Linked DNA regions of Mus musculus: region 1 is linked to region 2. The links are chromatin loops, found by intact Hi-C in ENCODE. Cell type or tissue: left cerebral cortex. All regions are shown on one strand. Links, peaks and the distances in the headings refer to the core of each region. The heading gives the core; the rest is flanking DNA.

What was found. Peaks named below come from ENCODE experiments on the same cell type or tissue, not always from the same donor. Only the 100,000 strongest peaks of a DNase experiment are listed, where the experiment ranks them.
Region 1: a loop joins it to region 2, with 10 times the contacts of the local background. A loop is called at or near these places in 2 of 42 quality-filtered maps.

The regions. Positions count from the first base shown.
Region 1 is chr8:25,131,493-25,147,429 of GRCm38, forward strand. Gm39143 (a long non-coding RNA gene) reads left to right here. Exons shown (of 3, transcript XR_870257.2): 2 at 636-793; 3 at 1,110-1,173. Among named protein-coding and RNA genes, the nearest start is that of Gm39143, 9.6 kb to the left of the region's middle. In left cerebral cortex, for the core only: no CTCF peak of the experiment used is centred there; DNase peaks (open chromatin) are centred at 4,023, 6,345 and 7,905; H3K27ac peaks cover 2,105 bases.
Region 2 is chr8:25,216,661-25,232,597 of GRCm38, forward strand. It overlaps a transcript of Tacc1 not described here. Among named protein-coding and RNA genes, the nearest start is that of Tacc1, 23 kb to the left of the region's middle. In left cerebral cortex, for the core only: CTCF peaks have their summits at 5,276 (motif pointing right) and 9,986 (motif pointing left); DNase peaks (open chromatin) are centred at 5,502, 7,368, 7,960, 8,341 and 2 more places; H3K27ac peaks cover 4,400 bases.

The sequences.
Region 1 (15,937 bases), core at 3,615-11,614, 85 kb before region 2:
AAGTTAAAACAGAGGTATCACAAGATTGAGCGAGCCCAGACTGCATCATGACACACTACATTAAAAACAACAACAACAAAAAAAGAGCCAGGTGGTGGTGGTGCACACCTTTAATCCCAGCACTCGGGAAGCAGAGGCAGGCAGATTTCTGAGTTCGAGGCCAGCCTGGTCTACAAAGTGAGTTCCAGGACAGCCAGGGTTACATAGAGAAACACTGTCTCCAAAAACCAAAAAAAAAAAAAAAAAAAGAAAGAAAGAAAGAAAAGAAAAAAAGAAATGTTGCCACTGAGAAGGTGATGTTTGACACAAAATTGGACAGGACAGCCATGGGATCATCATGGGGTGGCCACAAGAGAACAGCAAGTACAAAGACCTGAATATTGTAACCCAGGGTTGGGGAGCAGCCTGAAAGGACCTCTCAATCCCCTCACAGATGTCAGACTCTGGAGTTACCATGCAAGCCTCAGTCTCAAGCACTCACTGAAGCCCTCAGGCCTCAGTCACTGGGGATGAGCCAGTGGTGTAGCTGAACAGACCCCTCCACTGGATCATTCACTGATTTTTTAAGTTTCTAATCTTCTTTCTTTATTAATAAATTTAATCTATTGATATTGAAAATACATCCTCTTCATCAGCAGCACAGGGCCATCCCTGCTGGCCTGAAGATTGTGTTGAGTGTCCTGTGCTTTGGCAAGGAACAGTCTTCCAAGTGAACCCTGTGTATTGGGAGAAGCTTGGCTCCTGGCTCTCCTGCACACATTGTATTGAGGAGATTCTCCGCCCCAGGCCCAAGGTGAGCAGCCGTCAGCACGTACTCCCTGGCCCCAAGGCTGGGCCTTTTCTTTTCCTTCCAGAGGCCAGGGGAGGGGAAGTGTCTTGAGGCCTCTGCAAACTGTGCTTTAGTGGCTGCTTTTTGGGGCTCCTGCACAGGTCATGACTAGGGAAACTACTAAAAAAACAAAAAAAAAAAACAAAAAAAACAGAGCACCCCAGAGGTTTAGTACCAGCCATGGACATGGAGAGACAGCTGTAATGAGAATTCTGGAATTTTGGTTTCTTTTTTAAAAAGCCATACATATTATAAAAATGTACTTTCGTTTTAATTCCAGGTGTGGGGTTGTGGGGCTGCTTCCAACCGTCCATAGCAGCTGACTGTGATTTGCATCATACGTTAGCAGAGGCGTGGTTTTTGCCAGCTGCAGATGGTGTCTGCGATTCTGTGACGTTTGGAAAGCTGGAAACTTTCTCAGAGGGTAGAGAAATGTTAGAGCCCACGGAGGCTGGTTGTGGTTCGTTAGTAGCCATGCTCAAAGAATAAACAAAAGGAAAGAGATGAGATTCAGGGATCTCTCTGTCTCTGCCTTTCTCCTCCTATCTAGTGACTGGGGGTGAACCTGGGAGGGGGGAAGAGAGGGTAGGAAAAAGAACCCACAAAGTAGCAAAGACCAGCTGCAGACGTAACTCCCCCTCTTCCCCATGTCCTCTTGCTGATCACTCTCTGATGACTGCTAAACCTGAGTCTTTTCCTATACTCTAGTCAGCCCATCTCACCGTCTTAGTCAGGGGTTTTATTGCTTTGAGGAGACACCGTGACCAAAACCGGGTTGGGGAGGAGAGAGTTTATTCGGCTTACACGTCCATATCATGGTCCATTATTGGAGGAAGTCGGGACAGAAACTCAAACAAGAAGGAACCTGGAGGCAGGAGCTGACGCAGAGGCCATGGAGGGGTGCTGCTTACTGGCTTGCTCCTCATGGCGTGCTTAGACTGCTTTCTTATAGAACCCAGGACCACCTGCCCAAGGAATGGCACCGCCCACAGTGGGCTGGACCCTCCCCCACCAATCACTAATTTAGAAAATGCCCTCCTGGCTTGCCCACAGCCTGATTTTTTAGAGGCATGTCTTATTTGAGGTTCCCTCCTCTCTGATGAGTCTAGTCTGTGTCAAGCTGACCCCTTGTCAACTTGACACACAAACCTATCACTGTTAAGCAACAAGCTGTCCTTTCTTGTTCATTCCCAAGATCACACATTAGCAACACTACAATATAAAACATTTTACAAATTTGAAAAAAATCCCACAGTCCTTACATTTTCAAACACTTTAAAATTAAATTAAATCTCTTTAAAAACTTAAGTCTCTTTTAAAAAATCTAAAATCTCTTTTAAAATTCAGTCTCTCAACTACGGACTCTTAAAAAAAAAAAAAGCTAAATACACTTCTTCAAGAGGGAAGAACCAGGACACAGTTATAATCAGCTCAAAGCAAACTCCAACAGTGTAGTGTATATAACTCCATGTCCAATAGCTGGGATTCACTCACTGTCTTCTGGACTCCTCCAAGGACCTTGGGTCACTTCTCCAGCTCCGCCCTCTGCAGCACACACAGCTTGTCATCTAAACTCTGGCAGGCTCCATTCCACCCCTGCTGCTCTTCTGGGCGGTCAGCCTATGATACATGAATCTCCAAAATGCTGGGGACTCGTGCACCTGGGCTATACTTCCACCAATAGCCTCTCTTGGTCTTTCTTCATGGATTGCAACCCTGCCACACAATGTCAAGCATCAGCTGCCCTCCATGACCCCTTCATGCCTTCAAAACCCATACACCTGGGAGACTCTTATGCTATAAAGTTCAGCTTCCAGCACAAAGGTACAACTTTGGTTGCCTCTGGAACACAGCTTCTGCGTGCTGACCCTGAGGAAACACTTCCCAGATTTCACCTCAGTGATGGTGGATTCTTCTCAATCATTGCTAATTTCTTAGCTCCGGCTGACAGGCATCAACTATCCCAGTAAAGCAAGGGTTTTATTTACTTCTGTGATTCTAGTCTCTTGTTACCCACAGCTGATTCTTCAGCCTCAGTTAACCAAAACCACAGATTCTCAACTCAAAATACCAAACATACCCTATAAGTCTTTAAGTGACTCTCAAACTTCCCTCTGGAACTCACAACCCAGGCCTCCATTGTCTGCAGGGCTTTCCACATTCTTTTCTTCCCAGCTCCCACAGAATAGCTCACCAAGCTTTGAATTCTCTCTCAGTGGCTTTTCTAGCCCAAAGTTCCAAGGTCCTTCCACAATCCTCCCCAAACATGACTAGGTCTCTCACAGCAATACCCCACTATGCTGGTATCAGCTTCTTAGGGTTTTGTTTGTTTGTTTGTTTTGTTTTGTTTTTTGAGACATGGTTTCTCTGTATAGTCCTGGCTGTCCTGGAACTCACTCTGTAGACAAGGCTGGCCTCGAACTCAGAAATCCGCCTGCCTCTGCCTCCCAAGTGCTGGGATTAAAGGCGTGTGCCACCACGCCCGGCTTTCTTAGGGTTTCTATTGCTGTGATGAAACACCATAACCAAAAGCAACTTGGAGAGGAAGGGGTTGATTTGACTTCCATATCATAGTTCGTCACTAAAAGAAGTCAGGACAGGAACTCAAACAGGGCAGGAATCCAGAGGCAGGAGCTGATGCAGAGGCCATGGAGGTGGGAGGGCATCTGCTTTCAGCCTGCTTTCTTATAGAACCCAGGACCACAGCCCAGGGATGGCTCCACTCACAATGAGCTGGCCCCTACCCCTATCAATCACTAATTTATAAAATGTCTTAACAGGCGAATCTCATGGAGGAATTTTCTTACTGAAGGTTCTCTCCGCTCAGATGACTTTAGCTCTGTCCAGTTGATAGAAATGCTCCAGCATACTGTCTCATGTCTCCTACTTTGGGATGTTCCCAAATGAGTTCGAGGCCAGCCTGGTCTACAGAGTGAGTTCCAGGACAGCCAGGGCTACACAGAGAAACCCTGTCTCAGAAAAACAAAACAAAACAAAACAAAACAAAACAAAACAAAACATACCTGATACTGACATCCCTGGCTAGACCCCATAAACCCGGCTCTCTCGAATTCCCAATTCTGTGCAGACACAGCCAGCTGCCCAAGCAAGAGACCCAAATGTCTCTTTCCCTCCTCCTCTCTCACCACCCACACCCTGCAAGGCACCACACGACACCAATCCCCTCGGCTGCAAGTCTCCTCCCCTCCTCCCACCTCTGCCTCTTATTTCAGGCTCTTATTATCCCTTCATGCCCTCATCTAAGGCTTAGGGACATACCAGAGACAGATGGCCTCCTACCCGTGAATCACACTTGAGCGTGGAAAATAACCAACACATGAAAGAATCTCGCATTTACAGTGTCAGTAGGTGACAGGAGAGACTTGACTGTCTTCTGGGGAAGGTGAGGTTAGAAGTGAGGCTGGAATAATTACTTGGGAAGACGAGCGATCGTGTAAGCCCAGGGTAAGCTGCAACCAGGCAGACCTCCATCACTGCCCTTTGGTTCTGGACAGCAGCTTAGTCGTGTGCTCATGACCTCCACTTAATAGGTACTCCCTTCAAGCTGGCACAGAGATTGGGACACTTTGCTGCACAGAGATGCCTTGCTCGTTTCGCATGTTTAGCCTACACTACGTGGGGGCAGTTCTTGCAAAGGAGAAGGGGGCCGATGTTTATGGTGCAAGTGTCAGGGGACACACAGAACAGACCTGCCTGTCCTTGGGCTGTCGGCACTGTCATTACTAATCTCCATCACAGGCACAGATGGGACTGCATCCTCTCCTGCTGAAGCCAGACAAGGCAGCTCAGTTAGGAGAACAGGATCCACAGGCAGGCAATGGAGTCAGGGAGAGTCTCTGCTCCAGTTATTGGAGGACCTGCATGAAGACCAAGTTGCACATTTGCTACATAGGTGCAGGGGGCCTAGGTCCAGCCCATTATGCTCTTTGGTTGGTGGTTCAACCCCTGGGAGCCCCCAAGGGTCCAGGTTAGTTGACTCTGTTGGTCTTCTTATGGAGTCCCTGTCCCCTCTGGGTCCCTCAATCCTTCCCCCAACTCTTCCACAAGACTCCCTGAATTCCATCTAATGTTTAGCTATGGGTCTCCGCATCTGTTTTAATTAGCTCCTGGGGTGGGGAGGAACTCTCTAGGACCTGGGATGTGGCAGGCTCCAGTGAGCCTATGAGGGTGAATCTAGTTGAGCCTCCTAGTCTTGGGGGATATGGAGCCTGAAGTGGCCACCTCCTGTAGCCAGGCAGGACTCCCAGTGGAGGGATAAGGACACCAATCCACCCTCAAAACCTTCGAGGCCAAATTTGTCCTGCCTATAAGAATTGCAGGGACAAAGACAGAGCCGAGACTGAGGGATGGCCAACCAATGACTGGCCCAACTTGAGACCCATCTCATGGGCAAGAACTAATCCCTGACACTGTTAATGATATTCTGTTATGCTTGCAGACTGGGGCCTCACGTAACTGCCTGGCAATCATTCTCATTGTCTAAGTTCACCTTCATTTGTGACTCTGCCTATACTAACCTTCAATATCAATGATGGAAGTCTTTGGAACAAGTCCACGGTGCCTGCTGCCTGCTGCTTTATCAGCAAGGAACTAATCACAAATGCTTGGCCTTGGCACAAGCTAAGCAGGTCCTGCCCACCACTGAGCTGAAACTCCAGCCCTTTGCAACATCTGCATTAGCCTTGAACTTGCAATCCTCCTGCCTCAGCCCCCCTGGTAGCCAGCATTCTAGGCCTGAGTCATTAGGCTCATGTCTCTATACATTTATTTCTGATTATAACCCAGCTCAACACAAAAAGACAATGTCTTCAGAACAGGGCATTTCGTTGACAGCAAAACTGTACCAAACATCTGTGGCTTGATTAGCTGATGGAGTTTAGATTTTTAGATCACAGTAAGATATTTCATATGGACAAAACACCACATTATATGGAGTCCAGACTCCCATAGCTACAGCCCCTCGTGATCTGCCCTTACATTACATCTGAGTGGAGATAGCCATGGACCCTGAGTCTTTTAAGATGGAGGAAGGGAGGTCTTCCATCCTGGCTCAATAGTTCTTCCTTTTCTTTTCTTTCTTTTCTTTTCTTTTCTTTTCTTTTCTTTTCTGTTTTTGTTTTTGTTTTTTTTTTTCAAGACAGGGTTTCTCTGTGAGCCCTGGCTGTCCTGGAACTCACTTTGTAGACCAGGCTGGCCTCGAACTCAGAAATCCGCCTGCCTCTGCCTTCCGAGTGCTGGGATTAAAGGTGTGTGCCCAGCTCGATTGTTCTTTCTTGAAGGCTTGGAATCTGTAGCTCCAAAGACCGGGGAGAACTTGGTTCCATAGCCTTGGCCCTGTGGCTCAGTGCGTCGGCGTGAGATCCTTGTTGTCCATCTTGGTGCTGCAAATCAAACACTCCAGGGCCTCTGAGTGCTCCACACAGTTCTTCCCTTTATCTGCAAGTCAGAACTGGCACTGACTGTCAAATCAATTCCCCTCCTACCACCATCTCCTGCCTCTAAAACAGGTACCAAATGAGGAGGAGCAGGCCGAGGGAGGGAGGGCTGGGCTCCAACTCTTTGCTCCAAATATCAGCTATAAACACAAATTCACTCTGCTTCCTGGAGCCAAAAATGCTTGGTTTTAAAAAACTAAAACAGCTGTGGGAAGGATTTTGTGTTCATTGGCTTTCTGTTACTCTTACAAAACATCTGAGATAGACAACAATGGGAAGGTCGGTTTGCTCACTGTTTCTGAGTCTGTGGTCACTCAGCCCCATTGTTCCAGGGCCCTGTACATCTTGCAGAGGGTGGGAGTGCCGCAGAGAGGTCTGCTCATCCTGTGGCAGTCAGAAAAGAGGCCAAGGTCCCAACGTTCCATTCAAAGTTATACCTTAATGGCCTAAGTTCCTTCTACAAGGCTCTACCTCCTACTTTCTTAAGGTTCTACCACCTCCAAAGAGTGCTACACTAGACCAAGCAGTCAATACACGGGCATGTGGAGGACATTTAGATTCCCATTTTGATGGTATAGCAGATCTGATGTTAGTTTACATCTGTGGCCATATCCAATTATCTTTTTTCTTTCATTAGCTACTAATATTAGCCACACCCCTAAAATAATATGAATTTTGTTTTTGATTTTTGGTTGGTTGGTTCTTCTTTAAAAAAAAAAGATTTATTTATTATTATATCTAAGTACACTGTAGCTGTCTTCAGATTCACCAGAAGAGGGTATCAGATCTCATTACAGGTGGTTGTGAGCCACCATGTGGTTGCTGGGATTTGAACTCAGGACCTTCGGAAGAGCAGTCAGTGCTCTTACCTGATGAGTCATCTCACCAGCCCCAGTTTCTGGTTCTTCTTCTTCTTCTCCTCCTCCTCCTCCTCCTCCTCCTCCTCCTCCTCCTCCTCTTCCTCCTCCTCCTCCTCTTCCTCCTCCTCCTTCTTTCTTCCTCTTCTTCTTGAATTAGTGATAGCTCATCTTGAGGAAATTTACTGAAAGTTTCACATAGAAGGAGCTAAAAGAATCTGTAATAAAGGAGCTGAGGAGATGGTTTAGCAGGTAAAACATTTGTCCCACAGGCCTGACAACCTGAGTTCTTTCTCATGTCTGGAACCCAGGTCAAAACGGAAATGGTAGCATGCACCTGTCCTGGGGCAAGATGGGAGTTGGAGACAGAGCATCCCCGGGAAGTCCACAGGCCAACTCGCCTGGAGAACATAGAACGGTGGATAAAATAAGAGAGGCCCCGCTTCAAAACAAGGTAGAAGACAAGGACTGATACCCAAGGTTGTCCTCTGACCTTTATGTGTGCCTACACACACACACACACACACACACACACACACACACACACACACCACAATATACACATGCAGAAGAAAAATAATTACACATCCACAATAAAGGACAGGATTAGACACATGGGGTCCAACAACTCCGCACCTAACATTTCAGCTTTTGCGAGCTGACATCTGGCCACCCCCAGCACCCATATATAAATTGTCGCAAGTGTGCCTGTGTGCTGGATGATTCATGCGAGCTCTTCTGGAAGTTGTCCCTCGGGTGACAGCAGAGTCTGTATCCACCCCTGTCCTCCCTCTGCCTGGTGAAAATGCAGACTATCAGGCTCTGTGGCACAGTCACAGGCACACGGTGGCCTTCTTTATTTAGGTACAGCACTGTTAGGCAACTCCCTCCCACGACGAGCTTTGCGGGTCTCTGCCATAGCTCCTTTGTTCTGAGCAGCCTGCAGTAACCAAAGTGCATACATGCCCAACAGGAGGGCTCCCCAGGGCACCCTCACCCCACAGACCTGGCCCTCCCAACACAACCCCTGGTGGCTTTATTGGTCCACATTTACAAGGACGTCAGTGACTAAGACATTCCTGGCAGTGTGCCTGGAGGAGTCCTGCTCTCCTTTCCTTCACCTGAGTGCGGCAGATAACTATCTAAGGCAAGAGAGGCCAAAGAGCTGGTGAGACCGTCTGTCTGTCTGTCTCTTGCATTATTTTAGCAAAGAATTAGTAAGTGAGCCATGTTCTAAGGATTAGACTAACCCCCAGCACCTCCTTTTAAAAAGAGGTGATTTCTTTTTTGGTTTTGCAGGTGTGAGAAAGACCTTCTCCACTCTTTACTTCATCCCTTCCATGGATTTGTTGAGTCTACAGCAAATTGGGTTTGGGGCAGGGGTTATACCATGATGGATGCTTGAAGCTACCTAGCCCTAACAGGCATCCAGCTTTCTCCCCACCCCAGCCCCCCTTTTTTATGTAATCCCCCACCCCCTACTTCCTAATCTATGACTGTACTGGCTAGTTTTGTGTCAACTTGACACAGCTGGAGTTATCACAGAGAAAGGAGCTTCAGTTGAGGAAATGCCTCCATGAGATCCAACTGTAAGGCATTTTCTCAATTAGTGATCAAGGGGGAAAGGCCCCTTGTGGGTGAGACCATCTCTGGGCTGGTAAGAGAGCAAGGCTGAGCAAGCCAGGGAAAGCAAGCCAGTAAGGAACATCCCTCCATGGCCACTGCATCAGCTCCTGCTTTCTGACCTGCTTGAGTTCCAGTCATGACTTCCTTGGTGATGAACAGCAGTATGGAAGTGTAAGCTGAATAAACCCTTTCCTCTCCAACTTTAGGGGCATGGTGGCGCACACCTTTAATCCCAGCACTCGGGAGGCAGAGGCAGGTGGATTTCTGAGTTTGGGGCCAGCCTGGTCTACAAAATGAATTCCAGGACAGCCAGAGCTATACAGAGAAACCCTGTCTCAAAAAAAAAAAAAAACAAAAAAACAAAAAACAAAAAAAACAAAAAAAACAAAAACACAAAAAACAAAAGAAACCTCCCCAACTTGCTTCTTGGTCATGATGTATGTGCAGGAATAGAAACCCTGACTAAGACAATGACTAAAGCTCTTCAGGGGTATTTATGGCCAGGACAGTGTTTACTGTTGACCTTGTGATTGTGCTGACTGTAGATCAGAGGCTGCCGGTGCTGATGGTCTGGGTGGCTGGAGAGTGAGTCTGCATTTATAGCACAGGCCCTTCTCTTTCTCTTTCTGTCATCTGCTCAGGCAAGAGTTACCATGATCTCAAGATCTCCTCCTGAGAACAGATGAGAGGCTCAGGTCTCCGAAAACAAATGTCTCAGTTCTTGGCCCCTTGGCCACAGTTGCATGGGACAGACCCAAGAGTCCCAAATTCTGAATGACTGACCACTACACACATATGAAATCCTCAGTGGCCTCAGAGGGCAGCCATGTATGTTCCTGCCTTTCTGGTGATGTGCAATTCAATGAAAGTGAGGCATATCAGCCATCGGAGTCTCTCCTGGGCATCTTTGGCTTTATTTGGGTCTGACAGACATGACCATCCCTTGGAGGTTTCAGAAAGGCAGGCTGGGAAACTCTAACAGTTTAGGAGAGAAGGGAAATGGATGTGGGGTGGTCTTATACATCTTTTAGCCATGAGTTCCATTAAGAGATCAAGGAAAACTCAGGGCTCTGACTAAGGGAGAGCAAAGCTCTGGGGAGGCACAGAGTCTGTCTCTCTTTGTCTCATCTCTCTGTCTGTCTGTCTCTATCTGTCTCTCTTTGTCTCTCTGTCTCTCTCTCTCTCTCTGTCTCTCTCTCTCTCTCTCACACACACACACACACACACACACACACTGTCTCTGTCTCTGTCTCTGTCTCTTTCTCCTGCTATACCTGGTCCTGAGGAAGAAAACTCTAGACTCTACAAGGCCCACTTACTCTGATCAAAATGTCTCCTCCGATTGTGTAACACCGGGCAGGTGTCTGTGATTGTTCTCTGTTTAAGTCTTGACTAGACAATAAGTCATTTGTAGCCAAAAGTTTTGACATACAACATGACTCCTCCAGGGAGCCCTGTGGATTCTCTATGTGAGTGTTGTTACTGTCTGTTTGAGACTAGTACTGTGAGACAGGCAGCTCGGTCTACCCTGTAGCTTTATTCTCTTGCCTCAGACTTCTCAGTTACTGGGATTATGATCCACTACCATTTTTGTTCTCAATGTACACACAGTAGTTATATCCTTACAGACAACTACTGGTAATATTAAAAGCTGACGTTTGTAGTGATGGTCATAATGGCTATGGAAGTAGCTTCCCCAACAGGCTACACGCGACTTCTGTTGTTCACCCCGCTCTCCCCGCTCAGGCGTGCAGAGTATAAGTCCCATCACTGAAATATTTGCTAGGTTTCATTTTATTTTTTTTAATAAAAATGATAATAGGGCTGGAGAGATGGCTCAGCGGTTGAGAACACTGACTGTTCTTCCAAAGGTCCTGAGTTCAAATCCCAGCAACCACATGGTGGCTCACAACCATCGTAACGAGATCTGATGCCCTCTTCTGGGGTGTCTGAAGACAGCTACAGTGTACTTACATATAATAAATAAATAAATCTTTTTTAAAAAAAATGATAATAGTTTCAAGTCTAGGTTGCTTGGTGACAACTTTGACGAGGCTCACCTCTCTCTCTCAAAAAGCTAAAACAAGACAGGCTGTGGTGGTACTTTCTGTAATCCCAGTGCTTGGGGGCTGAAACAGGCGAGGCAGGACCCCAAGACCAACCTGGGGTGCTTCAACTCAGGGGCTGGAGAGGTGGCTCTGCAGTTAAGAGCACTGGCTGCTCATCCAGAGGTCCTGAGTTCAATTCCCAGCAACCACATGGTGGCTCACAACCATCTATAATGGAATCCCGTGCCCTCTTCTGGTGTGTCTGAAGAGAGCAGCAGTGCACTCAGATACATAAAATAAATAAATATTAAAAAAAAAAAAAAGAATTTGACTCAGAACACCAAAACAGGAAGCTGGAGGTAAGAAACCAAACAAAAGCCAAAAGCCACCCTCTGAGCCCAGTCACATTTATACTTTCCCCCTGGCATTAGGGCACCCAGCCTGGGTGTTCTCTCATGGGCGTAGTACAGATCTTGAATGAAAGGGTTCAGAGTCCTCTGTTCAGGGTCCTTCACAGGAAACCCTGGTCCCCAGACGTGTGGTCTTGAGTGGCCTGTCTGTGACTGTCCCCAGCAGCTTACAAGGGAGCAAGGCTTACCATCCCATGGAGGGCAGGGCAAAAGGGCCTTGAAGACTTAATAACAGGAAACTAAGGAAGACTCGGTGAGAAGCTGACCGAGTACTTGCACTTTGGGAAGTGTGTGTGAAATCTCACGTGGTCCAAACCACATTCTCCAACTCGCTGTGTAGCTGAGCATGCCTGTGACTCCTGATGTTCCCATCTCTACCTTCTAAGGAGCACCACCTTGTCCAGCTGTTTTCCTAACAATCAGTGACAAAGGTGGCCCAGAACAGAGAAGAGGCTTCGGGGACAGACTTGAGATGGAGAGCAAGCTGTGGGAGGGAGGTAAGCGGCTCCTGAAATTACAGCACCTGTAAGAGAGGCTCCTGACCAGTTCCTTGATTTCAGGGTCCAGGCTCACCGAGGCCCTTGATATCCTTGGCTGGGGCAGGGGAGGCAATGTCTTTCTGGGTCTCTTTGCGTTTGATATAGTCTTAGACAGGTGACATTGTTTTAAGGCTTGGAACTTGTGTGGAGCCTGGGGAAGCTGGCTTTCCTGGACTTGGGCTTGGTATCTTTGTCTGTCTCTGTCTTTCCCTGTCTCCGTCTCTGCTTCTCTCACTCTCCATCTCTGTCTCTCTCACTCTCTGTCTCTGTCTGTCTGTCTGTCTGTCACACACACACACAGAGTGCTGGGGTGAACCCCGAAACATGCTAGTCAAATGTTCTATCATGGAGGTATGTATACTCCTCAATGCCAATTGTCCTCTTCCTCCTCCTGCTCCTCCTCTTCCTCCTCCTCCTCTCTTTCCTCCTCTCCAGACAAGAATCTTACCATGTAGTCCAGGCTAGCCTCAAACTCACCATCCTCCCTTCTCCATTTCCAGAGTGCTGAGACTATAGGCATAGGTCACCTCACCTGGCCCAATTCTACGTTTTTGAAGCTATTTTTATGCTTGCAAGTTAACTTATGATTTGAGTTTATAAGATATATATATATAATCTCCACCATACTTGGCCTCAGGAAGCTGGTCTGAGATGCCCAGCCTGCTGCCTTCAGTTGCTCAGGCTGCAAACTTGAACTGTGGCTCAAACAGACACACCATGCTGGCTTTGGTTCCCAAGGTTGCCAGTCAAAAGCCTTGGGCATGCTTTGTGAGCTCTGTTGGTGACATCTCTCTTGTGGACTCAGTGTCCGGGAAAACAGAATAAACAAGGGCCTAGAGGGAGTCTCTCAAATTCCAAACATTTGACTTCAGGATTTGGCAGAATTTATCACTGACTCTGCTATGAACAGAACCGTTCCGCCTGGCCCCTTGCCCTCAGCACCTGCTACCCCATTGGACACAGCCAACCTCTAGGCTCCTCTATTGCATGCTTGCAAAGATGCTTCCCCTGGGAGAAGGGCCTGGCTTCTTCCTGGAGCCAATTTAAACCCAAAGGGGCCTTTAAAAATACATTTAAGAGTTGGAGCGCATCCTGCCCCTTTAACTTGTGAGCTCAGTCCTGCTGGGAACCCAGTGACATTTCCATTCTGGCATGTCAGTCAGTTTTTTTCCTTTAGATTTGTTTTTATATAAACATCCCCCTGCAAAATTACCCTCACATTCTTAAGGAAACTCAGGGTTCCAGTCCCACCACTTCCTAGCCTGTTCCCTTTGCTAAAATCCCCACTTGACTCCTGCTCACTGCTTCCCCATGTTTCAGCAACTCAGGGCCAACTGAGGCCTCTCTTATTTATTACTTCATACCACGCTGTGGGCTGAACCCCAGGCCTTGTACATGCTAGTCCAGTGCTGTCCCAGTGAGCCTCCCAGGGTGCTATTAGTCATTTAAATATCTCCCCTAATTTCTGAAATCCCCTGTTCCCAAGGTCACCTTCCCTGTGCTAGCTCCAAAACCAGGCCTCCTAAGGTGGAGGGGCTCAGTCAGAAGAGCTACGCTCATTCTTCAAGTGGAAATGTGGAGTGGAACAAGGGCCTGGAACAAGGCTAATCACAGAGGTCAGAGGAGTTCTTGCATATGCTTGAAAGGAGCTTAGTGGTCGCCAAAGAGAAGGGAGGAAAAATGAATACAACCAGACCTCCAAGAGCGATTTCAAACCTCTCCATCCCCATGATGTTTCTATTGAACATGATCTTCCCACGTCACCCTCCAAATTGCTGTTACTAGAGTCACGCATCCGTGCGCCTGGGAGACGTTGCTACGGAGACTTGGCGTGATTTCCTTCATGAAGGCTGCTATTGAGTTAGTCACATCTGTGCACCCAGGCTACCACAAACAGTCACCTCGGTGGGCGCAGCACAACTCCAAGGGAACCCTGCAGGAACTCAGTGTATCTGTCAAAATAATGATATGTTTTTCATTCTATTTTTTTCCCCTTTGTGCTGGGAGTTGGGTCCCAGGCAAATGATCTATGTCTCAGCTATAGCTACATCTTGCTTAAGTTTAAAGTTCATAGAGACACCCTTAGGTTCCTTCGGCGCACTCAGACAGTGAAAGTAGATCTGTGGAAAGAGGATTGAAGAAATTATCCTTTTTCTGCCACAATTAATATGTGAGCTCAAACAGTGCCTGTATTATTCATGTCAGCTTGGAGATCTCTCAGGGTTGGGTCTCAGAGAGTCTAGTTTCTCAGGGTCTGTCATGCCAGAGCCAGACCTCTAAGACTCTGTCCTCACAGGGTCTGCTCTCCCAAGGTCAGTCCTGCCACGGTTGATCGGCTCAAGGTCTGGTCTCTCTCTCTCTCAGGGTCTCACTCCCCTGAATCTAGCCTACTGGGATCTGGTCACACAATGTGGTCTCTTGTGCTCTGTCCTTGCAGGGTCTATACTCTCCGAGTCAGGTCTCCCAGGGTCTGTTCTCTCACCATCTCATCTGTCAGCTGCTGGCCTCCCATGGTCTCCTCTCAGGATCTGGTCTCCCAGGGTTCCCTGGGGGTCTCTCTCCTCAGAGTCTGCTCTATCAAAGTCTGTCCTCTTGAGGATGGTCTCTTATACTTTGTCTTCTCATGGTCTAGTCTCTCAGTATTTGGCCTCTCAGATCTGTTCCCTCAGACTCAGACTCTGGTCTCTTCAGATCTGTCTTCTCATGGTCTGTTCCCTTGGGGTCTGGTCTCTCATGGTCTCTGTGATCTGGCAGTAATATTTGGTGCTCAGGATAAACATTCACTTCTTTTTCAATAAATTACACAATAGGGGGAGTTGGTCGCTTCTGTTTGGTATTTTAACATGAAGAACAAATATCTGAGGAGCAGCAGATATGTTTAACCCGATTTAAACATTGCACAATGTCTATGTGGCTCAGAACATTAAATTGCTCTGTTAATATGTGCATTTTTCTTGTTATTTATTTATGTGTGTGCAAAAGAGGGGAGGGAGGGAAGGAAGGAAAGGAAAGGAAAGGAAAGGAGAGAGAGAGGAGAGAGAGAGAGGAGAGGGGGAGAGAGAGAGGAGAGAGGAGAGAGAGAGGGAGAGAGGAGAGAGAGAGGAGAGAGAAAGATAAAGGAGAGAGAGGAGAGTGGAGAGAGAGAGGAAAGAGAGATAAAGGAGAGAGAGGAGAGGGAGGAGAGGGAGGAGAGAGAGGAGAGAGAGAGGGGAAAGAGGAGAGAGAGAGAGGAGAGAGAGAGAAGAGAGAGGAGAGAGAGAGGAGAGAGAGAGAGGAGAGAGAGGGGGAGAGAGAAAGGAGAGAGAGAGGAGAGAGAGGGGGAGAGAGAGAGGAGAGAGGGAGAGAGAGAGGAGGGAGAGAGGAGAGGGAGGAGAGGGAGGAGAGAGAGGAGAGAGAGAAGAGAGAGAGGAGAGAGAGGAGAGAGAGAGGAGAGAGAGAGGAGGGAAAGAGAGAGGAGAGAGAGAGAGAGAGGAGAGAGAGGATGATTGTGGGCATCAGGTTTTGCAGCATGAGTCTTACACCATCTCGTTACCTCCCTTTCTCCTCCTCTTTTACTTTTTACTTTTTTTTAAAAATTTGATTTAAAAAAAAAATTTAGAGCGTCTTGCTATATAACCTTGACTGGTCTTGAACTCTTGCTTATGCCTCCCCAAATACTGGGATTCTACGCATATGCTACCATATTGGGGGGGGTTGTTTTTATATTCTCATTTGAAATAATTTTATGGATGTGCAGCACATGCCTAGAATCCCAAAACTCAGTCACTGTTCATCATCACCATCATCACCATCACCACCATCACCACCATCATCACCATCATCACCATCATCACCATCACCATCATCACCATCACCACCACCATCCCCACCATCATCACCATCATCATCATCACCACCATCACCATCACCATCACCATCATCACGTGTGTGTGTGTGTGTGTGTGTGTGTGTGTGTGTGTGTGTGTGTGGACTCGTGTTGTGGCCTAAGAGTGGTGGTCAGAAGGTAACTGTGGAGTTGGTTCTCTCCTTCCACCTTCATGTGGATTCCCAGGATTCCACACGGCTTATGTGGCACACGCTTTCCTCATGGAACCATATCTCTGGCCCTCAGGAATTGCCTTTAGTATTAAAAGATAGGACTGAAAACGGAGGCAGAAGGATCGCAAGTTTGA
Region 2 (15,937 bases), core at 3,336-11,335:
CTTGTTGGAGTAGGTGTGTCACTGTGGGTGTGGGCTTAAGATCCTCATCCTAGCTGCCTAGAAGTCAGTATTCTGCTAGCAGCCTGCAGATGAAGATGTAGAACTCTCAGCTCCTCCTGCACCATGCCTGCCTGGACACTGCCATGTTCCCACCTTGATAATAATAGACTAAACCTCTGAACCTGTAAGCCAGCCCCAATTAAATGTTGCCCTTAGAAGAGTTACCTTGGTCATGGTGATTGATCACAGCAGTAAAACCCTAAATAAGGCAATAACTATATAACTATAACTATAAATATATAAAACTATATATATATAACTATATATACATATATATATGTATAGTGTGTGTGTGTGCCTTCATTCTTTTATTCTAAATTTTACAAATGACAGAATTCTGCCAGCCTATGCTATATTCTGCTGATTGAAACAGATCCCAATTCTATAAACAAATAGAGATGTAATTTATAAGCTATCCTGTGTGAAATACATTAATGTAACAGCATTTCCCACACAGAACAATGTGCCCCAAGAAGCTGAGCAGGAAAGGGGAAATCCCGGTGCTCATCCAGGCACAGCCAAGGTATACCCAGGAGCAGGACGACTGGAGCACTTAATTCGGTCAAGGGGAGAAGATACCATCACTGCCCAACTAAGCACCAATATTCATCAAAGGCCCACGCATTAAAGGCTTGGTCACCAGCTGACAGCACTCCTAAGAGGTGACAGGACCTTTAAGAGATAAGTCTTAAAGAAAGAAATCAGGATATTGGGGGGGGGGGGAGGGGGATGCCTTGGAGGAGACAGTGGGAAGACCTTGGTCCTCTGTTGCTTCTCTTTGCTTGCCAGTTGCCCTGAGGTGAATGGGCCACCTCTATCAGGAATTCTGCCAGGTGCCACAGTGCCACGATGGGGCTGGCGTGGACCACAGCTTCTGAAACAACAAGCCAAATAACCAACTTTCTCCCTTAAAGTCTTCTCTCTCTCTCTCTCTCTCTCTCTCTCTCTCTCTCTCTCTAAGACAGGGTTTCTCTGTTTAGCCCTGGCTGTCCTGGAGCTCACTCTGTAGACCAAGCTGACCTCGAACTCAGAATTCTGCCTGCCTCTGCCTCCCGAGTGCTGGGATTAAAGCGTGTGCCACTATTGCCCGGCTCCCTTAAAGTCTTAATCTAACCAGCTGAGAATGAGACCACTACCACAATTTAAAGCTGATTTCGAAGCAAGCTTTAATTACATACTGGCCAGGTGGATGGATGGACTCTGGCCAGGTCCTTGCCTGGGTTTACAGAAAATGGCTACAGGTCACATTTTTCAGGGGCTTAAAAAAAGGCAGACCCCACAATTCACCTAATTTCCCATGAGGTCCAATCACGGACCAGCAAACATCCTGATGTATTTCCTGCCCACATACTTCTCACTCCCACGCAATCAAGCACATTTGGTACAAATTGGTCAAACCAACAGGGCAAACAGAAACTTAATTTTAACTCCAAACAGAACTCTTAACCTACAAGGTATATTTTTCCTGCTTTGGTCTCACAACGGTTGTTTATCTGACTGAGGCAGGAGGATTATCACAAATTCAAGAGCAGCCTGGGCTATGTAGTGAGTTCCAGGATGGCCTGGGCTACAAACCATGAGATCCTGTCTTTAAAAAAAAAAAACAAAAACCAAAAAAAAAATGTTTTTCTGAGGCATTTTGTCATGGCAACAAGAAGCTGACTAGCACATGCATTAAGGCTCATTGTCTTAGCAAAAGTAAATTTACCAATGCTAGGGAAACCCACAGTAAGAGCGTAAGGGAGCCTCTTGCTATTGATGAACGGTGGCTCTACAGTGACAGAGAACCAACAAGCCCTGCTCTTATCTTTTCCAAAATACTTTTTAACATCTGGAATCAACTCATCTGCAGTTTCTTCCAAAACTTGTAACCTGTACTTCCCCACAGAAGTCAGCTCTGGCCACAGAGTCTTATCGGTTGGGTCCCATCTGCCTGACAATATTGTCACTGGAATGCATAAACTGAAAAGCATACACACCATTCCCTTACATATAAGCATGTGTTTATGTGGAAGGAGAGATAATTCATACATACATATACATACATACATACACTTATACATACACACACACACACACACACACACACACACACACATATATACACACACACACACATATATATATGTATATATATATATATATATATGTATATATATATATACACACACACACACACATGCATGCATACACATACAAACTTATACAGAAATAGGATTTAAATGTACACGTTGTCTCCAACAAGACCGTAACAATTGTCTACACCTCTTGTTTTCATAGTGTTTTGTTCTGCAGATGAGGGAGAGGAACCAGGATGCATGTGTCTCCTTGCAGAGCCAACTGCTTTTCCTTCTGCTGTGTAACACCCTTTGTGTGCCCAACTTGATGCTCATGGGAATCAGGATGTATTAATGGATTCTCTGTTATAAATGAAACCCTGATGAATAAACTTATGCAAATACATCTTTTTTGCATATGCATATTTTACATATGCATCTTTTTTACATATATACGATTTCTTAGCACAAGCTGCTAAGTAAGACTGGAGTATCAAGTCACATATATTTTACATTTGATACAAGTAGTCAGCTGCCCTTGAGAAAGGTTATATTGTAACAATTAAGAGGCAAGTTTTATTAAAAGGCACCATCTTGGGCTGCTGAGATGACTCAGAGGTCAAGAACACTGGCTGCTCTTCCAGAGGTCCTGAGTTCAGTTTCCCTGGCAACGCCCATCTATAAGGGGAATCTGATGCCCTCTTGTGGTATGTAGGTATACATGCAGACAGAGCACTCTGACATGTATATAATAAATATGTAAACAAATACATTTTTTAAAAAGGTTTTTAAAAGTTCTGACTCTTCATTTGGGCCTACAGATGAGCAGTGGGCATTTAATGTCAGGACAAAGGTTGGCTTTGCCACTTCACTTTGTATCTGTCTTCTTTACCACCTTGCACTTTGGGTCAGATCCCTGCTCAATGCTACACGTAGGTATGCTAACCACTTAAGGACTATCTGTCTAAAAACTGGTAAAACAAGGCTGAGTAAACCCCAGCTTACCTGACCTATCTCACATCCCTTCGAAGGCTGAAGAACCACTAACATATTTCTGAGAGACTGCCAAAGCACCGGCTCATATAATGTCTTGTTCCAGACCTGTGAAGCGGTGTCTACATGTCACCAGTCATTGCTGTGACCTTCCAGGAACAGCAAAGCCTCGAAGGCAGATCACCCCGTGACTAAGCTACCCCCAACACCAACAGGGAGCAATTATTTCAGGTTGGAAACTGAAGTTGCCCACTAAAGTGGAAACACTTTGTTTGATGTTTCCTATCATCTCACCATAGGAAACAGATTGCCCCCTTCTCTAGACCCAACTAGCAGAACCAGAACAAGAGACCACTCAGCCAAATCCTGTTTGACCAAGACTGTGTAAGTGATTAAACTCTCACCCTTGCCCCAGCCCCTTCTCTTGCACACGAGGTATATACTCCACCCCAAGACAGGGCTAAGATGCAGCCTTGCTCACACCACCTGGTAGTTAGAATGAGAATGGCCTCCACAGGCTCATATAGTTGGGCATGTAGTCCCCAGTGGGTGGAACCATTTGGGAAGGATTTAGGAGGTGTGGCCTCGTTGAAGAACATTTGTCACTGAGGGCGGGGCTTTGAGGTTTCAAAACACTCAAGACAGTCCCAATGGTCCCTCTTTGCTCCCTACTTACAGATCAAGATGTGCATGCTTAGCTACGGCTCTAGTCCCGTGCCTGCCTGTCTCTTGCCATGCTCCCTGCCATGATGGTCAAGGACTCACCCTCTGAAACTATAAGCCCCTGTGGTGGTTTGAATAAAGATGGATCCCATAGGCTCCTGTGTTTGAATGCTTAGTCATTGGTGCTGCTTAAGGAGGGTTAGGAGATGTGGCCTTGTTGGAGTATATGTGGCTTAGTTGGAGGAAGTGTGTCACTGGGGGTGGGCTTCAAAAGCTCAAGACAGTCCCAAGGTCCCCCTCCTCCCTTCCTGCTGCCTGCAGATCCAGATGTAGACCCCTCAGCTACTTCTCCAGCACCATGTTTCCTGCCACGATGATAATGGACTAAACATCTGAAACTATAAACCAGCCCCAGTTAAATGCTTTCTTTGATAAGAATTGCCATGGCCACAGAGTCTCTTCCCAGTGACAGGCCATTAACTAAGTGTCTTATCTCGGCAATAGACAAGCAACCAAGGCACAGCCACAGAGATTACATCCCCCTCCTGTCTTTTGGCCTTACTTTCCCCCTTTCTGCACAAATGGCTGCATTCAAGTGTTGGGGCTCTCTGAAGTGAGGTGGTATGTGGCCAAGGACTCCAGTAACAATAGTAATCTAAATTTTTAAATGACAGTATAGGAGACAGCCTTTTCCTCAGACTTCAGCTGATACCGAGTTCCATTCACCTTTTAAACCTTTGCTAATGTGTAGAGGTGATTTGTCCCTATCAATGCCCGAGTATGAACAATTATTTATAAGGCTGAGTGTTTTCATGCATTTACGAAACCAACCTGTCCTCCTTTCTCCCTCCCTCCCTCCCTCCCTCCCTCCCTCCCTCCCTCCCTCCCTGTCTTCCTGGTCACTCATCTCTCGCTTGTCTATGCCCTCTTGTTGGAAATGGAAGATTTAACTCCTTAGCTTGAAATCTGCAGTAGTAAGCTATGATCCCTGCATCACCAGCCCCCAGGACATTAGGAATCACATGTTGCTATAGAGTGGGAAGCCTGGGGTGGCCCTACCATCCACAATATGACAAACCCTGAAGAGTGATGCCCAGGGGGTGACTGGGAGGGGGAAAGTGAGCGGGATATAAAATGAATAAGTAAAAAATTAAAGAAAGAGTGATGTTCATTCAGAAATAGCTTAGTTTCACTTTTCTCAATAATATTGCGCGCACTCTCTCTCTCTCAAACACACACACACACATACACCTCCATATATCCCTATCTTTTGGCTCTTTTGGGGTATAGTTTGGATCTACTGGTTAAAACAAATGCTTCCATTTGAAAATGAGTTCTCCATATTTTCTCTAGCTAACTGCAAAGTGATACTCTTTTCTATTTTAACTATTTTTCACATCTCCCTTTTGTTGTACAAAGAAATGGCTTTCACCGTGTCTTTTTCTTTTCTCTTCCCCCCTTTTAAGATTTATTATGTAGTGTTCTGACTGTATATCTGCCTGCAGGCCAGAAGAGGGCGCCAGATCTCCTTATAGATGGTTGTGAGCCACCATGTGGTTCCTGGGAATTGAACTCAGGTCCTCTGGAAGATCAGTGAGAACTCTTAGCCACTGAGCCATCTCTCTGGCCCTCACCATGCCATTTTCATACATTATATTCCACTCTTGTCTACACCCCAGCACTCCTCCTCTTCCTGATCCTCTTTCCGCACTGAACAACGTTCCCTTCTGCTCCATGACACCTGCCTCCCATCAGCTTCTTTTCTCCCCACTCCTCTCTGAGCATGGCTTCCTCTCTACTTCCCACTCCTTCTTGTTTTGAGACAGTGTCTCATTAGGGAAACCTGGCTGGCATAGAGCTTGCAACAATCCTCCTGCCTCTGTCTCTTGAGTGCTAGGAACCACTATGCCTAGCTTTTGCTTTCATATATGAATATATATACACAAATATACATATCTAGGTCAAGATTCCATATGTCAGAGAAGGTAATACTTGTCTTCGGTTTGCGTCTAGCTCATTTCACTTAACATAATAATACCTACTTTCCCACAGATATCGGCTTACAGATATCACTTACAGCTGGAGAAACTTCCACTGTGCACAGATACCTACTGAAGCCTCACCATTCCGTGGATGGACAGGCTGTGTCCATGCCTTGGCCACTGTGAATAATACAACAACAAATAAGCATGCAAGCATCTCTGTGGTGTGCTGACTTATTCTCCTTCGAGTGTGTGCCCAGGAGCCGTAGATTTTAAAGGGACATTTCCTCTTCTTGAGGATCGACTGATTTCCATTCTGACTTTATTTACTTATTTAATTTTTAAATTTAACTTTATTTTATATGTATCAGCATGGGGGACTCAGATCCCCTGGAACTGGTGTTACAGACAGTTGTGAGCTGCACATGCGGTTGCTGGGAATTAAGCCTGGATCCTCTAAAAAGAGCAGCCAGTGAGTGCTCTTAACTGCTGAGCCATCTCTCCAGCTTCCATTCGGATTTTAATGAGATGGAATCTCAATATAGTTTAGCTTGCGGCTCCCTGAAAGCTAAGGATGTTGAACAGTTTTTCAAATATTTATTGGTCATTTTTATTTCTTCCTTTGAGAACTGCCTTCATCCCATTGGCTATTTACTGGCTATTTATTGGATGATTTGGGGGTTGTATTTAATTGGGAGGTTCTTTATAGATTTTATATATTAATCTCCTATCTGACCTATAACTAGCAAAGATACGCTCCCCACCCCCCAATCTTTAATCAGTTCTATGATTCCTTTTTTTATTTTTTTGTCTACAAGTGTGATCATTTGAATATGCTCGGCCTAGGGAGTGGCACTATTAGAGGGTGTGGCCCTGTTGGAGTAGGTGTAGCCTTGTTGGATTAGGTGTGTCACTGTGGCTTTAAGACCCTCATCCTAGCTGCCTGGAAGCTAGTATTCTGCTAGCCTTCAGATGAAGATGTAGAACTCTCAGCTCCTCCTGCACCATGCCTGCCTGGATGCTTCCATGTTCCCACCTTGATGGTAATAGACTGACCCTCTGAACCTGTAAGCCAGCTCTAATTAAATATTGTCCTTAGAAGAGTTGCCTTGATCACGGTGTCTGCTCATAGCAGTAAAACCCTCACTTAGACAACTTAGAGTCTAGGGATCATTTCCTGTGGGGCTGGGGTCTTCTTTTTGGAAAGTCCTTGCGTAGGCCTTGATCCTGAAGAGTTTGAAGACTATGTCTTCCTCAGGTCGTTTAGCCTTGAAGGCTCGTGGCACATCTTGAGTTTATCTTTGTTTGGGATGAGAGCTGTAGATGCGCTTTCTTTCCTTTGCACGTGGTTGTCACTGTCCCAGCGCCATCTGTACAGCTGAGCTCTCTCGGCAGGGCATTTGTCTTCAGCTTGCACACTAGAGACAGAAGCTTTCACCACGCCAAGTGCATTGCTTTGTGCCCCGCCTGTCTACGGACTGCACACCACTGGCTGCTTCCCTCTCAGTAAAACTCTCAAGCCCAGAGCATGGCACACCCCAGAGGCTCAGCAGACTGATCGTGGCTATGAGAGGTTTCTCTGATTTTTGTCTTCTTGAACACCATTTTCTCCACCCACAATCCACATTTCAATTTGGAACTTATGCTTTCCTGTGCTGGGTCCAACTCCAGCTTTCCAGGGTGTGAATGTGACTCACAGCTGACTCAAAATTCTCTCCCACCCCTATCCCTCTTTTCTCCTGCCCCCAAACCATATTAGACCCATCGAGCATGTGGGACCCACATCTAACCCAACTGCCGTGCCTTGACAGCCTTTTAACATTTCAACTGTGTTTACCAGAACCTGTTTAGTAGATCAAACCCAGGGCAGGATTCCAGACCTAAGTCAGCATCCCCAGGGTGGAAGATGTGCTCAAGGCTGCCCACCCACACCCTCCCAGGAGAAAAAGCCCTCTGAGATGGAAGCAGGGTACCCAGCAGGAATCCCAGGCAAGGAGCTAAGTTTGGGGGTTTCATACGCAGAAACCTGACTCTGCAGTGTGTTAGCGATAAACAAATTGGGCATTTTCATTAGTCCCTGGTCTCTAAATGTATTTCATCCCTCTATTGGAGATGCTGGGTTAAACGTCTATGATAAGCCCTGGTAGGAACATTTCCCAGCTTGGTGGCGCCAGAAATATGTACACAGATGGTGTGAACCATTCCTCAGCTTCATTCCACAGCTCCTGGTACATCTGTGTGGCCAAATGCTGCTGCCTCTGTGGTCCCAGAATTCACTCCTGCCTACCCATACAAGGACCAAATTGAAATTTTTTTCCCTAAGTCTTTCTTCTTTGCTGGAATTTTTCCTCTGCTCCCATTAAAATACTGATTTCTGTGCCCCTACCCCCACCCCCCAAGCAAGATACTCAGGATCATTTTATCACCTGCCCTCACACTTTAGAGTCAACCATTCAATATCTCCCATCAAGTGGCGTTCAGGGTGGACGGGGCACCCCAAGGGAGCTGCTTATTCGTTCTGAAGCTGACAGCGGAGTGCAAAGGAGTGATTCATTTTATGTAACACAGGGCTCTGAAGGTGGAAGAAACTCAGCTGTGACCAAAAAAGGAAGCAGCGTGATTCAGCTTCCATGGGTGGGGGTGGCGGGTGAGGAGGGGGCGCACTCGCCGAGAGGGAGGAAGGAAGGCGGGCATATCCAGTAGTGGCAACAGGGCAGGCGGTGAGGGAGAAAGGAGAGCTAAAATCTTACCCAGCTGCTACCTTCAGAAACCAGTGAAGCTATCGCCCTTGGAGAGGAACTTCCAAAAGATTCCTCCCTGATTGTGAAGTCCTTGAGAAGTCGTGGCTTGGAAACTGTCACCTAGAGTATTTTTACAGAAACAAGATAACCACAACAGGGCTCTGCGGCTTGACCGAGGGGGGGGTGGGGGTGGGGACACTGTTTTCTGATCTCTCAAGGTGTCAAATTGTTACTGCTCTTTGGAAGGTTTATTGGAAAGTCCGGCTGGAAGTACAGGACATGTACACACAGACACACACACACACACAGACACACACACACACACTTCCCCCTCACATAATACTATAGAATCACAGATTAAACTCACTACACACAATCCACATATAGTCTCATGTATACATACCACAATTGCATATAGTCACACATACACACACCTCTCCTATACAGATATATAGACATACATACACATACACATATTTATATATATATATACACACACACATATATATGCCATAGAGCTATACATACTCCAATCTCCCACACAAATAAATGTCCCCACAAAGTCACACACAAGCCACTCCCACAAACCCCAAGTACCACCCACACACTCACCCACACACTTTCCCACACACCCACACACTCACCCCCACACCACCCCCACACTCACCCCCACACCCCCACACTCACCCCCACACCACCCAACCACCCACACACTCACTCACACACTCACCCCCACACTCACCCCCACACTCCTCAAGCATCAAGCACACTAGTTCTGGTGTAGGAGTTTGGACTCAAAGGAAAGAGTTTACAAAGGGTAAGAAAACAACATTTCCGTTAAAACAAAATAAACCATAAACTAGGCCAAAAGAAAAACATAAGGAGAAACTAAAAATGTATTTAAAAAATGTTGGATGAGCCAGTCAAGTGGATGTTATAGTGTTATAGCCCTGAAGATGAAAAAGCCAATCTCCTTCCTCCCCCCCCCCCCCCCCGTTTCTTTTAAACGGGGTCTTAGTATGGCGCTCATGCTGGCTTTGAATTCCTAAGCTCCTTGTTAAACAGGGTACCTGGGACTCTGGGAACCCATTCATCCCTCTTGGTGGAGAATGGCTATCCTCCGAAGGGGGGCATAGCAGTCTCCCTGCTTCTGCAAATAAGACCTTCGTAAGCTGTACAGAAACCACAGAAGGCACCCACAAGTTCTGCCACACAACCAATACAAGTTTTAAGGGACTGTCTTTAAACCTGCATTTCTATAAACACACACTGCCGCTACAAATCCCTTCTGCATCTAACAGGCATTTACACTGCACTTCAGTCAGTGGATGGATACCAATGAACAAGTCATGAGGACACACAGAAAGATTCCAACTCCCAGAAATGGAAAAAAAAAAAAAAAAAAAAAAGGCGGGGGGGGGGGGGCGTGGAGCGGCTGGGACGGTGGTTGGCTCCCCCTGGTGGCAGAACTGAAGAACAACGCCTTCTCTGGCAAGAGGTAAGAATGTGATAGGGACCGAATGAGGGATCCACCCTGTTAGCACATGGTTGGTCTCACAGACCACAGACATGCTCACTCTGTCTCTCTTCCCTATTACTGCTATATGTTCCCAAAATTTGGGGACATCTCCTAGTTCTAATCTTGTCCTCGTGAGAACACACAAGCTTCCATTTCGGGTATCAATTTGTAAATGTGGCCCGTGATAATTAGGACTTGACTTAGGTTCCCCTGAGTTATTGCTCCAGGACACTGGACAGTTACTGGGTTCTAGTACTAAGTTTGGATGCTGAATATCTTCTAAAAGGTCAGTGGGCTACAGGCTCGACCAACGAGAAGACACCCCTGGAAAGTGCCGGAAGCTTTCCTGTGTAGGTCGGGGTGTGTGTGTGTGTGTGTGTGTGTGTGTGTGTGTGTAACACTACTTCAGGAGATTTGTAAATCCCAGTTTTTTCCTCTCCGCCACACGCTGGTACCAGGCTGTGATGCCTTTCTACCAGCCCAAAGCTATGGGTTAGAACCACGAAAACTCCGAGAATAGACCTTTTATCTTTATAAATTGATTGTCTCTAGCATTTTTTGTTACAGAGACAGAGGCTCATACACATGGCTTTGCATGTGAAGTACTACAACTTGAGGGGGAAAAATTATGTATTCGTTTTGGTGATGGTGTGTTGCAGGGTTGAGATGTGTATAAGAGACAGGTGTATGCTACGTAAATTCTTTTTTGTTGTTATTCTTTTGAGACATAAGGTCCCTCTCCCTCTCCTTCCCCAACCCCCCCCCCAGCACCAAACCCCCACCCCTGAGAGAGTGCGTGTGCGTGTCTGGCTTGGACTTTACTGTGTCGACCAGGCTGGCCTCAAATTCACAAGATCCATCTGCTTCTGCTTCCCAGGTACTGAGATTAAAGGCCTGTGCTATCACGACCAGTTTACACAAATTCTTGAATCTGATCAAAAGAAAGTTGCAATCCTTTAGTCCCAGTATTTGGGAAGCAGAAGCAGGTAGATCTCTGTGAGTTTGAGGTCAGCCTGGTCTACATAGTGAGTTCCAGAACAGTCAGAGGTATATAGTCAGACTCTGTCTCCAAAAAAAGAAGAAGAAGAAAAAAAGAAAAGAAGAAAAGAAGAAGAAGAAGAGGAAGAAGAAGAAGAAGAAGAAGAAGAAGAAGAAAGAAAGAAAGAGAAAGAAAAGAGAGAAAGAAAGAAAGAAAGAAAGAAAGAGAAAGAAAAGAGAGAAAGAAAGAAAGAAAGAAAGAAAGGGAAAGAAAAGAGAGAGAGAGAGAAAGAAAGAAAGAAAGAAAGAAAGAAAGGAGAAAAAAAGCCTTCTGTAGTCAAGTAAATAAAACATCCACACTTAAAAAGACAACCCCATTCATCTCCCCAGTTTCCTACTCTCCTATCTTGTCCAAACGTCTCTCACTTGGTTTTCTCAAACCTCTATTTAAGAGCAGTTTTGATGTAGTTCTAGAAACATAACATTTTGCACTCATTAGAAAAGCAAGACACACACACACACAAACACACACACACACCTTTTCTTTTGCAAAGAAGCCCACAAGAGTCATTCTTTCTGTGTAATGTAATGTAATCCAGTATGGTATTTATCTACAGAACAGGTTGGACCATGCTCTGACAGACACTTCCTTTCCTGACACTATGTTAGCTGAAGGGGAAAAGCCATAAACACTCATCATCCCAGGAGATAGCAGAGCCCTGGCTGGTTAATGAGCCACCAGTACAAACACCTGGCAATTTGGTGCCCCCCCCCCCCCCCGCCTCCCGTTCAGCCAGTTTCTCCACACCTGAGTCCTCACTTCCCATTTATGACTCTGTGACCTTGTTTGTAAATTTTTCCAAGCCTTAGGTTTTTTTAGAGACAATTTTATTTGCTTCACAGGCCCACAAAATGATTACATGAAATAATGTCTCTGGATCCCTGACACCCACTTTATATATTGTGTATGCATATTTTCACGTGGAAATGTCTGTAAGGATATTATCAGAGTGTGATGGTTTGTATATGCTTGGCCCAGGGAGTGTCCCTGTTAGGAGGTGTGGCCTTGTTGGAGTGGGTGTGGCCCTGTTGGAGTGGGTGTGTCACTGTGGGCGTGGGCTTAAGACTCTTACCCTAGCTGCCTGGAAATCAGTCTTCCACCAGCAGCCTTCAGATGAAGATGTAGAACTCTCAGTTCCTCCTGCACCATGACTGTCTGGATGCTGCTATGTTCCTATTTGATGATAATGGACTGAACCTCTGAACCTGTAAGCCAGCCCCAATTAAATGTTGTCCTTATAAGAGTTGCCTTGGTCACGGTGTCTGTTCACAGCAGTAAGACCCTAAGACACAGAGTCTAAAGAAATTTTTAACCCAAATAAGTCTTCAGAGGTATTGTTGTAAATGACAGTTCCTTCGCTGGAGTCCTGGGAGCCCTCATCCTGGCTGGTGCTGGGTACCATCAGGATTTTCCAGGAATGTACAGTGGAAGATTGATGCACAAGGTTTCTCAGAAATGAGACTACCCTGCATTCATAGAATAGACACAACCTGGAACTGGTGATGAATGCCTTTAATCCTAGCTCTCAGAAGGTAGAGGCAGGACCTCTGTGAGATCAAGGCCAGCCTGATCTACAGAGCTAATTCCAGAACAGCCAGGGCTACTCTGTCTTGAAACAAAACAAACAAAAGAAAGAAAGAAAGAAAGAAAGAAAGAAAGAAAGAAAGAAAGAAAGAAAGAAAGAAAGGAAGAAAGAGAAAATAGACATAACTCAACAGTTTCTCTGAAACACCCCTGCTATGCTTTGACTGTTCCCACAAGAGCGCATGTTGACATTTGGTCTCTGCCATGAAGTGGTATATGGTGGGTGTGATGGGCTGTCTGATTGGGTCATGAGGATGTCCATGATCCAGGACAACCAGAGCCATTCCTGGATCCACGGACTGATGAGTCTCTTGGGAACAACCCTATTGCCAGAGCTGTTTTGGCTCTATCTCTTGCACACACTCCTTGCACCATGTGATGTCAGCTTTCCTCTACACACTGGGACTCTGCAGACAAGTGCCTAAGAAGGACATGACCAGACACAGCTTAACCCTGAATGTCCCACTCTTTAGAACTGTGAGCCGAGTCTTCTCCTCCTGCAAGTTAGCCAGTATTAAATGTTGTGTTATGGCAACAGAACACAGACGAAGACAACTCCCGAGTTTAAGCAAGCTATACATCATTTCTTCGCCTACAGCTGTTACCAATGGTACTTGCAGCAGATCTATCCTGACAACAATCAAGGGGAAACTGGACTACATATATAAACCAAAAACACCTTTAAACATTATACCCCGGTGTCCTTACGAGCAAGATTTCTGAGAAGAAGCGTCAAATGTAGGACTCCCACTGGTAAACGTCTCCAAGGTTGTCAAGTCTTCATGGGCAAAAGAGCAGAGGATGAAGCATAGTGATGCCTTTCATCGTGGGAACCTGTTAGTACCTCTCAACCAGTCTATGAAAAAGCCAAAGGCAACAGCGCCCACGACTGAGCAGAGAGCAGCAGAGGGCATGCTGTTACTGTGTTGCAGAGGAAGTGACATCTTTAAGATGGGTTCGGCTGCTGTAGTATGCACAAGAAAGGTCCTCCTGTGAATGTCCCCTTTCGCTTAGGTACCGCACCCTCCCCCATCCTCAAGGTCACCTCCTCTGCCTCACTCCTAGCCCTCAGTGGTACAGAGACACATTCAGTCTGCATATATTTAGAAAGGCTTTCCCAGGTGCATGTAAATTCCCATGCAAGTAACATACTCATAGTGCTTAGAGAGCAGCCTGCTAACTTTTGCTGAGCCTTCAGTTATAAAGTTCTCATCCTCAGCTTATGAGATAAGAAAAGAAAAACAAACAAACAAACAAACAAACCAGCCACCGAGAGGGAAAACCCACAAGGAAAAGACAGACTATATTAATGAACTTTAAGTGGTATTACTGGATGGATATGATGGCACACACCTGCGATTGCTAGCATATGGGAAACAGATGCAAGAAGAGTCAGAGTTCAAAGCTAACCTGGGCTGTACAGCATGTCATGTCAAGAGAAGGTGGGGGTGGGGGTTGGAGAGGGAGAGAGGAGAAAGGGCCATTCCACGCTTAAATACTATACTAGAGCAAATGATTTGTTTTCTATTATATACATAGAAGTAATTTCATGAAGCCCAGGCTAGCCAAAATGTTGATATGTAGCTAAAGATGACTGTTTTAGTTAGGGTTTCTATTGCTGTGAAGAGACACCATGACCATGGCAATTATTATACAGGAAAGCTGTTAATTGGTACTGGCTTACAGTTTCACAGGTTTAGTCCATTATTGTCAAGTTGGGAAACATGGCAGCATATAGGCAGACTGGTGCTGGAGAAGGAGCTGAGAGTTCTACATCTGGATAGGCAGGCAGCAGGAAGTAGGAAAGTGGTTTTATTCAAACCACCACAATGACCTGAACTTTTCATCCTCCTGCCTCCATTTCTTCTTTCCTCCCTCCCTTCCTTCCTTTCTTCTTTCCTGTCTGTCTGTCTGTCTGTCTTTCTCTCTCTCTCCCTCCCTCCCCCTCTCTCTCTTTGTTCCTTCCTTCCTTCCTTCCTCTCTCTCTCTCTCTCTCCCCCTCTCTCTCTCTTTCTTCCTTCCTTTCTTTCTTTGGAGGAAGTATAGATTTCAAGGTAGGGCCTCACTATGTAACTCTAACTGTCCTGGAACTCACAGAGATCGTCCTGCCTCTGTCTCCACAGTAATGAAACTGAAGGTGTCTGTGACTATGCTCAGCTCCTGCCTCCATTTCTCAAGTGTTTGGTCTACAGTCACCATACTTGACCTGATTGGCTATTTTAGTGGGGAAATTGTCAGGGCCTTATTTCACATTGGTGTTTCTAGAATCTCATATAGAATAAATGGTTTGTTATAAATAAGAAAAAACCAAACTGGGAAGAAAAAACAAGCTATGTTGTCCTATAATAAAGAAACTAAAGCTAGAGACGGAACAATAAAGAATAACACCACAGGTTGATTTATGTTAAAAAAAAAAGTCATACCTGCAAGTAGTGACACACAACTTTGATCCCAGAACTTCCTAGACAGGTGGATCTCTATGCATCTGAGGCTAGCTTGGTCAACATAGTGAGTTCTAGGCTATCCATGGCTCACTGGACATAGTGACACCATGTCTAACACAGATAGATAGATAGATAGATAGATAGATAGATAGATAGATAGATCATGACTACTGAATTTATATTGGGATATATTCCAGATAGTAAAAACTACAGAAATCTGAATAAAATATGGGTTTTGGTTAATAATATGGTATCAATGTTGACTCATTAGTGTAACAGATATGTTGTAGTAAAACAACACGCTGCTAAAAGAAGAAACACCACATGGAATACAAAGGAGGCCTCTATATCAACTTTTCTGTAGGGTAAGGAAAAGATTACTTAAGAAATAACTCTCCTCCATACCAGCACTTGAGAGGCAGAGGCAGGCAGATTTCCAGATTCAAGGCCAACCTGGTCTACAGACAGGTTGTTCTCAGTCTCAGGACAGCCCGGTAATTTCCCTCAAAGCTTAACAAATGAAGACAGCAGAAAAAGTTTATAGACTTGCATAAAATACACATTAACTAAGCACATGGGGTGCTGTGTACTTAACATCACTTAAAGTACCTTATATCAGTACTGTAATGGGCAGTATTTTTTTAAATTTATTTTAATTATTTTTATCTCCATGAGTGTTATGGTTGTGTGTATGACAAACAAGAAGAACATGTCAGATCCCCTGGAATTGGAATTTCAGGCAGTCGTGAGCTGTCATGTTGTTACTGGGAACTGACTGGGGTCTTCTGGAGGAGCAACGAGTGCCCTTACTCCTGAGCCAGCTCTTCAGCCCCTATGACAGGTAATCTTGATTAT